Regions from separate parts of the Homo sapiens genome. Here region 1 is linked to region 2. A link is a loop called in an ENCODE intact Hi-C map of the cell type or tissue named here. Cell type or tissue: heart right ventricle. All regions are shown on one strand. Each heading gives the region's core, and the rest is flanking DNA. Links, peaks and the distances in the headings are about the cores only. Region 1 has its middle 65 kb from the start of LINC03140. Region 2 overlaps LINC02615 (long intergenic non-protein coding RNA 2615).

Evidence for each region. Peaks named below come from ENCODE experiments on the same cell type or tissue, not always from the same donor. Only the 100,000 strongest peaks of a DNase experiment are listed, where the experiment ranks them.
Region 1: it touches region 2 in a loop (2.3-fold over the local background); 7 of 110 quality-filtered maps call a loop at or near these places.

What each region holds. Positions count from the first base shown.
Region 1 is chr4:128,632,524-128,637,904 of GRCh38, forward strand. No RefSeq gene overlaps it. Among named protein-coding and RNA genes, the nearest start is that of LINC03140, 65 kb to the left of the region's middle. In heart right ventricle, for the core only: no CTCF peak of the experiment used is centred there; DNase peaks (open chromatin) are centred at 2,838 and 3,780; H3K4me3 peaks cover 449 bases; H3K27ac peaks cover 2,392 bases.
Region 2 is chr4:128,452,140-128,457,520 of GRCh38, forward strand. All of the region lies in intron 1 of LINC02615 (long intergenic non-protein coding RNA 2615), which reads left to right. Among named protein-coding and RNA genes, the nearest start is that of LINC02615, 27 kb to the left of the region's middle. In heart right ventricle, for the core only: CTCF peaks have their summits at 2,298 (motif pointing right) and 2,501; DNase peaks (open chromatin) are centred at 2,332 and 3,074.

The DNA.
Region 1 (5,381 bases), core at 146-5,145, 180 kb after region 2:
CACTTCTTGTTGGGAATTAGTGCAGCAATTTTTCTGTAGATAAAAGAACCTCTTATCTTATGAAGAGCTGCATTAATTACAGCCTGAAATTCTGTTTCACGCATCCTCTTTCAGAGCCAAGGAGAGAGCAGAGAAAATGTGTGCTGTTGGAAATTTGTACTTCCATTTTCTTTTTCTTCTTGGAAAATAGCTTTTCTGAAAGGTAAATAGTACACAAATGCCATGAGTTTAGGTGGAACACAGTGCCAAAGCAATACTAATTGTTCCAACAACAGCAGCAGCTATAACTTTAAAACCAAAAAACAAATTCCAGTGTTATGAGTAACTTTGCTGATCATAATAAAAGAAGATGAAATTTAATGTCAATAGCAGTGTGAGTGTAGGAGGTAATTCTATTTCATTTTCTTTTCAAACAAAACAGAAATAGAACATGGTTATACAAGCGAATAAAAAAACCCAGGTAGTAAATGGTAGAGAGATATCTTCAATCTATATTGAAGCCAAAAGCTTTGGTTTTAGAGCTATAAAAAGCAGTTTTCACTTTCTAGAATCTATATTAAGAGCTATAGTTCTTATTTGTTCCCATTATCTTTATTGGGTGTTGGTGTCCAACAAAATAAATGGATATATAGGAGGAAAGTGAGAATAATCTATTGAGAAGACATTCACTATGACAGAAATACTATTGTACATGCAAAATTTACCAACACTTACTTCCTGTTTTCTTCGCACCTCTTCATGAACTTTGTTCTCTTTCTTATTCACCATAACCTTGCCCAAGCTTTGTTCAATGATTGCTTTCAAAGTTTGCATGCATGCAAGCCTGCTATATAGTGGTACTGCCTATCTCCTCAGGGTTGGGGAAAAGATTCTTTCCTTATTTATTTATGTGCCTATAAAGAAAGTCAGGATATTTTTTTTTTTTTTGAGACAGAGTCTTGCCCTGTCCCCCAGGCTGGTGCGATCTCGGCTCACTGCAACCTCTGCCTCCTGGGTTCAAGCGATTCTCCTGCCTCAGCCTCCCGAGAAGCTGGGACTACAGGCATGCGCCACCATGGCCAGCTAATTTTTGTATTTTTGATAGAGACAGGGTTTCACAATGTTGGCCAGGATGGTCTCGATATCTTGACCTCGTGATCTACCCGCCTCGGCCTCCCAAAGTTCTGGGATTACAGGTGTGAGCCACCGGCCAGGATATTCTTATACATTGTTTCTATAGATCACATTCTCCAGACCACATCAAGGAAAAGCATCGGGTCAAGTGGAATACCTAGAAGATGTTAAGGAATTAAAAATAGTTGCAGGCAAGCCTAATTCTACCAGGGAATTAACAATTACTATTCTGTAAAAATTCTGAGATAATTAAGCATGTTGAATTTGTTAAAATAACTGAAACCAATATGGAATTGAGTTTCTTCAAAGTAAAGCCAATTGTCCTTTGATGCTCAGAATGAGTTCACATTTACAAATGGTGTTGCCTGGTATAGTAGAAAGAACCCAACAAACCTAGGTTTGAATTTCCTATCTGTCACTGATTGGCTGGTGACCTTGGCCCAGTACCCTCCCGAGATTCAGTACTTCTCCACAATGGGAAAAATGATACTTACCTTGCAGGGCTATCAATAAGGATACAGCTGTTGTATAAAGTGTCTAGAAGAGGGCCTTTCACAGGCTCAAAAATAAGTTGCTTTTGTTGTTGTTGTCACTAATCACCTTGGCACACTACTTTTCCATCAAATGCCTCTAATACTATGATGAATAGGAAGACCCTTTTGAACTACAAATAACACATAAAATAATAAAAATGCCTTAAATTCAGAGACCACTTTTGATTCAAAGTACTCAAAACACTTTTCTGTTTCTTGTCTGGTGAGCTCTGTTAAGGGAAAGGAATAATATTTCAGAGAACATGAGAACGTACCCATGCAGGTACAGGAATTTGACAGGACATCACTGTCTGGCAACAGTTGGCTGTGCCACTTTCACCAGCCAGTTCAGGCTGAGTGAAGGCACAAAACAAAATGGCACTATGAGGAAAGTGGACAAAAGGAAACAGGGGGCAAACCCTTCACGATTTAGGCCACCAGAGATGTCTCAAATAATCTTGTCCAGGCTGGGCACGGTGGCTAACACCTGTAATCCCAGCACTTTGGGAGGCTGAGGCAGATGGATCACCTGAGGTCAGGAGTTTGAGACCAGCCTGGCCAACGTGGTGAAACCCCATCTCTACTAAAAATACAAAAATTAGCTCGGTGTGGTGGCGGGCACCTGTAATCCCGGCTACTCAGGAGGCTGAGGCAGGAGAATCGCTTGAACCCGGGAGGCAGAGGTTGTAGTGAGTTGAGATCACACCACTGCACTCCAGTCTGGGCAACAAGAGCGAAACTCCGTCTCAAAAATAAAATAATAAAATAAAATAAAATCTTGTCCGGTATACCAAAGGCAAATCAATTCACATCACCTAAAAAATTACTTACAGAAATTTGGAAAAATGAGCAATTTAGACAAAAGCAAAGAATTGAGGCAAAGATCTGGGCTCCTCTGACAAAAATCATTTTAAAAAATTTTGTCCAGAATTAGCCCAGTCATTGCTTCCATTCTCAGCTTTTCACAAGCTGTAGAAATAGAGCCAAACTTAGTTCCTTCAGGTTTCTTGTTGGCTGCAAAATGATATGAGGCCTTTCATCTCCTCCCTGATGTTGCAATCCTTTCTCTTTGCGACTGCCTCATCCACCACCTGCCTCACGCCAACACTTTGCCTACTATTTTCTCCTCTGTCCCTCCTTCCCGTGTGGCCATTTGGCCCGCTGGCCGGGCAGCAGGCGGGCTGTCACGTGACCGAATCCCAGCGGCTTTGCAGCACCCACGTCCGAGTTTTCCATGACGCACCTGCTGCCGTCACGTTGGCTCCCATGTAAATAAATGGTCAAATCTTTTCCAAAAGTGGTTTTGACAAAGAACGGCTTAAACCGCCAAAGATGTTGACAAATGGGCTGTTATCTAGGAGAGTGAGTAAAGCAACCCATTTGAACGACAAGAACAGATAAGGCCCAACTCTTTGTCTCCTTTCCTCTTTTACATTGATATTCCCGGGGAGACAAAGGGGAAGAAGAAAAGGAAAGAAAGGCAGATCTTTAGCACTGGCTGTCCCAGAGTTGATTAGGATGCTGATCTGTGTGGCAGGCTTCTAGGTTCTCACCCAACTTCTTGGCTGCTATTCAAAGGATTTAACAGTGCTCTTTGTAAATAGTGGTGTACAAAGCCCAACTAAAAATAGTACATTTCCAGGGTCTGAATCGGGTGAGTGGAATGAGTGGCAATGGCTGTATTGTACAAGACAGATTACAAGCAAGTTACTTGATGGTACTTTATATGCAGGGTTATTCACATGCTTCATCTGGTTTGGTTAAATAATGCAAACACATTTACCAACGTACATGATCGTTTTGTTTATTTATGCTCTGGAGAGCTTGTGTGTGTTTATGACAGACAAATGTACATGTTCTATTTTCTGACAATCAAACAAAGCTCTCCCTGATGAGGTAAATAGCTGAGTTAAATAGTGGAGTGAGGGCTCCTGAGAATCGCTGATGTGACACCATGGTGGTTGTTAATGACAGGTTTCCTGCTGCGCTTGCTGCCCTGAAGGATTTTTGCTGAAGGTGGGAATCAACAAGAGGCTCTGACAACTAGTGAGACTGCTAGTTCTGGCTGAAATCTCTCTGTGAACCATGAGTGTGAAAGCTTCTTCCTCACTAGGAGTTTTTCAGGATGAGAGCAACTGCATGTGTGCTTCCTTCCCCTCACCCCTGAGGCTGAGCTGTGTTGGGTGGGGAGGTGAGGTTCTCATCCTTAGGCCAGAACAGATGTTGCCTGTGCAGGCTGTGGAAACAAGGAGTCACCAGGACCTCTCAAATAAGATTCAGACTCAGGGAGAAGCCTAAAGAAATGAAGTAAGACCATTATTTTCCCAGACGAAGATACTAGGAAAGTGTTTTGCAGTCTTTTGAAAGCCAAAGCTACCCCCTCCTAATGTTTTCAACCGTAAGCAGTGGTTATTCCTGTATATTTTGAGGTGAGAGATTGTCTCATACCAAAATATAATATATTTTCTATGTAAGTAATTGTCTCTCAGGCAGTTTGGAGACTCTCTTATTTAATACAGTGTGGAAACCCTTGGGTGAAGCCCTTGGTCATTCTGGCAGGTCGATTTCCTCTTCGAAGATGGGGACTGAGAACAGGGACCGCTCTGGAAGGAGCTGGGCCAGGAAAAACATTATAGAGGATTCAAGAAACCCAGCCTGTGAATTTGGCAAACATTTATCCTACCCAAATTTCATGGGTTTAAATGGATGCATCTTGGGTGAATTGGGTCTGACAGCCTAGACTCTGTACACGTTGGCACTTGTCACTCTTCTGCATATGCTGCATGACTTTGGGAAAGTCACAGAAACTCTTTGACCCCCCAGTTTCCTCATCTGTAAAACAGGGAGAATAATGCCTACCTCATTAAGCAGATTGTTGTGAGGACTCAATTAGGCAATGTAAGTAAGGCGCTTGTCACATGGTCAAATAGATCCATTATAATGACAATGAGAGGCTATTAGACAGCATTCCTGGGCATAGCCTCTCACCTGCTTAATGACATCCTAGTGTCTCTCAAAATTGGTATCATCTCACATGTTGAACACTATGCAAATGTCTGATTCCTTTTGAGTATTGCCACCATCATCATTCTTATTATCTCTGAATGTTGAAGAATGAACACTCCAAAAAGCATTTAATGACAATTCCCATGACCTGTCATTCCCTTCTTTATCAACAAGGATGTCATAATTAGGGTTAATTTCTCTTTGAAGCTGTCTCAGAAGATAACATAAGCCATTATTTTGACCATTCTGGAATTTCCTGGCTTTTATTTCTTATGCTAAGGAATTAGAATTTTTCTTCACTAAGGTAGATTTTTGCTTACATCCCTAAAGAGCCAGGAGAGGAACAAATTTCACCTCTTGTTTGAAACTGAATTTTCGAGCCAATGAAAGACTATAACTGAATAGGCTTCTCTTTGGACACATCCTCAGGCATGAGTAAAATGAGTTCTGAAAGACCTGATGTAGTTTGGATATGTGAAGAGCCAAATGGCTTTTTCAAAGCCATGGTCATGGCACAAAACCCCACCATGTTTGTAAAGACAGCAAGGGCATGTGAGAGACGAGGTAGCCCTATGAATGGAAAAATCAAACCACGCAACACAAATGTAGATGGTAACCCTGCTTGAATCATTTGCAAGATTTGCTTTCAGTACCTGTGCTACAGCATTCTAATCTTATTCTACAAAGAAGGATCACTGTGACTACTACTGCTACTACTTTTAGTGGTTA
Region 2 (5,381 bases), core at 318-5,317:
GAATAGTGGTTATGATATAGACGATGCCCCAGAAACTGAAATGGAGAATTTCATTCCAGTCCTATTTGTAGCCCAAACTCTATGTACAAACTACATGGGAAAAGCTGACATGTAACTTGAGTCAGCTCCACGTTAAACACACATTGAGTACCTGCCATAGGCATTAGCAAGGCTCATCATTGTATTGCTGGTGAGATCATGTACAAAAATAATTTTGCAAATTGAAAAATACACATAAATATAAAAGAATTTTTTAAATTGTTTGTGCTGCTTCCTTAACTCAGGGAAGCCTACAAGGTGCCAAGTTCTGTGGTAAGTGCTTCTTAAAATGTTACTTAATCCTTCTCACAACTGCTCTGAAAAGCAAGGTCAGAGCTCCTGGTTGCTGGTGGTTCAAAAAGGGTTCATTTCTGTCTGCTGAGAGGGCTCTGCGATCTGTGAGTTCGTGGTGGCCAAACATAGGGAGACTTCCAAGTGAAACCCTCGTTGATGACATAGTGAAACTGTGAGTTTATTGAAGTGGGAATACACCCCCTCCTAACTTACCCCACACAGAAACAGATCTGTGCAAACATGCTTGTCCTTTTTAGGATGATACAATAACTTTTGAGATAATGGAAGATACTCTGGAATCTTGGAAGTCAGTGAGAGGAACTACTGGCATAGTAGTTCTTGACTAACAGAAAGGCAGGAGTTCTCACAGACTAGGGTTAGCTGAGAGACAGTGATTTGGCCATCTCCAACCTATGCAATTACTCAGGGGCCAAAGGAAAGACAAGCCCAGTTTAATAAAACCCAACAGCAGGGATGTAGAGAATCAATAAATGTTGGTTGATGTCCACAGGGCAGCTTGGAAGCAACTGGAAGACCTTTTACAGCTGGTTATTTTTGAACAACAATCTAAGATGTATAAAAGCAGAAATAAAAATAACTGAAGAAAGGAGCCCTGACTTGCTGCCTTGAAATCATGAGTGTGCTGTGGTTGATTTGTAGCTTTTTGCAGTATGGTCAAGATGACCCCTGATTCAATACCTCCTTTTCCTACCACCTGCCTCCCCTGGGTGGGGGAGGGGAAAACCGTGCTAAAATATTCTATAGAACCAGTACTCTAAGAAGCAGCCTCTATAGCAACCAAGCAGGTAGGAGGTAGCTGCTGTAGTTTCTATCTTTTACCTTTTTCCTCCAAATATCCAGATTTCTAAGGGGTGAGAAAACACAAACACCAAAAACATCATTGGAATTTTGGATTAAAGACAAGACAGCTATCTGTCTTGTCTCATTTTTGATACACCAGCTGATAATTGGGCTATATCTGAGTCTAAAAATAACACATAGTACATTAAAATAATATTCCTTGGCTACAATTCCAAAGTGGTATTCTGGGATTTCTGTGCATTAATCCTGTAACAATAACAGGATTTGGGCTTTTAACTCCCCTGGTGTAGCTTTGAAAATCTAGCCTAAAGCAGCTAATGTTGCCGTTTAAATCATCCTCTCACTATCCTTAGGGAAATGTGGAGATTAAAAAAATGACAGCCCAACTGCTCAAATGACCTATACCTGGGAGAATAAGAGAAACAACCTATTTCCTCTCAGGAACTGGGCCGATCAATATAAATATTTCAAAAGGACCATCATGCAATAAAGGCCTTGGAATTTGTATCCTACATCAGAGCACCCTAGATATTTCCAACATAGACCTATCAGGTTTTCCACAAGGGAGGGAGACATTGTAACAGTTGAATAACTGGAACTGAACTGGGTTGCACGTGTGTGAGCCTCTGTGTGTGTGTGTGTGTGTGTTTGTGTGTTTAGGAAAGGAAGGGAAAGGAGGCCATTATTATTGTGTATGTTTCTGGTAAACATTCTTTTTTTCCCCTACTGAAACTTGGGCGTATCCCAGAAATTAGGTGCTGTTAATCGTGTCAGCTAAAAAAAAAAAAAAAAAAAAAAAAAAAGCATGTTCTAAAATATGCACACAGTTCTAAATTGAAGCTCTAAATAGCTTTAAATTGAAGTGGCAGGAGTTTTTCAATGATACCATTAATTGCATTTCATTAATTGGGAAAAAGAGCTTTTGTGTAGCTGTGGTTATGATGGGCTGGATTTAATCAGTGTAGGTACCACTAACAGGCTGGCACTGCTTTCGGCCTGCAATGCCTTTGAAATTCTAAAATGGAAAAGGAGGCCAACACACTGAGCAATTATTTCAGAACAGATTGCCCGTTAACATTTCATAATATCACCGAAATACATCCTTTCTGGGACAGAGACTTGCTTTGGCTATGAACATCCAAGAGGTGGCAGCACCCCATGCTCCGTTGGCTTTCTGCATCCCTCCAGATGAGAGCTCACCGCAGAGGTCTCATCATTGCGTCACCTGAAAGCCAGTTAGGAGGGCGGAGGTGGGGGGGAGGTGATGGAGGGAAGAGGTAGCGTTTTGTATTTCAGTTCTTCTGGAAGAGTTCAGGAAACAGCTGCATGGATTGTTTTAAATGGACTTGAAAAGGTTTTTCTTTTCTTTTCCTCCCTGAAATCTACTGCCCTGTGCAGTATCTCTCTATGAAGACCACATGAGTGCACTTACGTGTTCTCTGATTCACTCCCTGAGGGAGGAAGGAAGAGTTTCAATTGCCTGGGATCCCCTGAGACCTCATTTTCAATTCTCTGCACTTGTCTTTTATAAACACAGGAAGGTGGGATGAAGACGGCATTATTGACAATTATTTTTTGAGCATGTATGTGGGCAGGGCACTGACCACATCATCAAGAATGTGACACAGTCGGCTGCTAGGATAATTCTCTTCTTCCCTAACTGTTCCTCCAGGTCCCCCATACACATAGAAATCTCATGCTAAAAATATTTTACACAACAAATAGCTGTTGAGATCGCATCAAACCCTGAACAATAAGGAGCAATATAACCTTACGTGCTAGGTGTCATGTGCCTGATATGAGAAGCATCTGGTGACATGGGTGAAGGAGTGTCAGGGCTGGTCTAGCCTGGCCACTGTCCAACTATCTGTGGAAACTGGCCCTCGTCATGCTAGGAAGTGTGAGGGCAAGAGCTGGAATACACTGAGGCAGCCTTGCTGTTGGGGGTTATTGGCAGCTGTTGGGGGTTAGAGACAGGACTCTCATGGGTAAGTAGTGTGCAAAATGCCACAGGAGGCTGGAGCTGGGCTCAGCAACAGTCTAGGGTCCAGCACAGCTCAGCTGTGGGCCTATCCCCATCCTATCCAGCACAGGGACTTGGCCTCTGTGTACACCACTACGGCTGCTTGGCCTCACCTTCAACTCTGTGTACCTTTTCCTTAACTCATTTCTTCAGCTTAGTCTTGACCTTGACACCCTCATACCCTCTGTCCCATAGCTTTCCTACATGGCACCTGCTCTCTGGGTACATCTTTTTAGCTTCTGGTCCCACTAACAATTCAGAGACTATTTTCCCTGTATTTCCTGGTTAATTTTGAGGGAAGTGTGGAGGGGGAAGGGAAGGAGGAAGGGAAGAGAGACTCATTGGCTGAGTTAATTGCATTCTTCCTGTCTGGACAGAGCTTTGGAGGCCAGGCCATCTCCCAGGGGATGAGTTAGGCTCTGCTTGGCCACCTTTGAGTCACTTTTAGACCTGTGCAGGGCTGTCCCCCAGCCTGGGCTATGGGCATGGTTGTTCCCTTCAGGAGGACCGTGGATGTGGTAGACACCAAATTTGACATATTGTCCCTTTCCCCATACAAAGGAAGGCTCAACGATGCTGGATATCCTGCTGTCAGGGTACTACCCTGGTGAGTTGCTCAGACTCTAGGAAGAGAGAAAGGAACCTCTTTTCTTCTTTACAAGAAAGCAGTCATGAAGCTTGGAGAATACACATAAGAGTGATAATTTACACTCAATCTTCAATGATTCCAGAAACTTGGGGAAAGAGGTACAGATCCTTCATTTGAACCATGATGCCATGTATTTTGCATAGCGCAGCTTGGTTTGGACTAGGCTGAGGGAGGGGAGTGGCTGAGTTAGATACCAGTCTCCTTGTTATAGTCAAGTCTTCCTTAATAAGGTCTCAAGCTTGCATTTTAATCCAAAGACAGATTCTCGAGTGCTACCTCTTGGTGCTACTTCTAGGCGCCATGACATATTCAGCAATGAGCTCCTCACCTGTTGCCCAGTGCATTGGCAGCATCCCTGGTTGATGCAGCCAAGCCATCTGGAGCAGGGCAAGGGGGGCACACGGGGTATGAAAGCCAGATAGCTGCCAGATGCTGCAGTTTCTTGGCTGTGGCCTTGGCCTTCCTCTAGTCCTTTCACTATTATGCTGAGGGCATGTGGCAAAACAAGGCAGGCCCCACGGGCAGCTTATTTGCTTTTGGCTACTTCCAGTTGAGCCACCAAGAACTTGAGGAGCTTTTTCTTCTTCAGCTATTTTTCTTGAGAGCCTGAACATCCCCTCCATCTCTTCCACTTGTAGCGCTTGTAGTCAGCCTCAGCCATAAGCCACTGACAAGAGTGTATTAACTGCAGATGTGAGGATGAAGCAAGGGCAAACTATGGTTAGTTTTCAGAGGTGACTGAGCCCCTTCAACATATAGATAGGGATTTCCATATATGGTGAATTTTGTCACTAAGTGCTTGGCTTTGTGGCATCCTATTTACCAGTATTTGAAGCTTTTATTTAACAGTTTTATTATGTGGTTCTCTCTGGTGTTGAGTTTGAGCTCACTAATTAGATCATTAAGTTCCTTGAAAGAAAGACAGGGCTTCTATACTCCTAAGCATTTCCTGCAATGTGTAACACAGCACTGTCATTGTACAAGGAATTGGCACTCAATGGGTGTTTGTTAAATTGATTTGACCCAATCTCAATTTCATGTTCAGCTCAGGAGATTTCTTATTAAGTTCTAAGGAGTTTAGATCCTTTCTGGTCATCTATACCTGAAGGTATAAATTCATTTTGACCAATTTTCCAACTTTAATTTTCTCTTGTGCACTTCAGGAAGAACAGCACCCCAGACATGACTTTTTCAGGGACTTGGAATTCCAGATTTCCCCTGGGATTCAAGGCATCTGGGAGTTTGACTTCCTATTTTTTACTTTTCATCTCTGTCCTCTTGAAGTTAAGCATGGTGATGTGACTTACTTTGGCTAATGAAATATCAGATGTAATGTGTGTTAGCCTCCTCTGCCAAATTAATCTCCTTTCCTAGAAGGATAGGTGAAGTTATGCAGTGGTAACAACAGCTTCCAAAACTTAGTCGAGATTCTGTTTGACAGAGTGACTCAGGGACCCAATTGACAGACAGTCTGTCATCTCAGTGTGTGCTGCCGGGATCACTGTGGCAGGGGAAGCTGGCATGGATAATCGTTCACCAACTCTTAGCTAACTC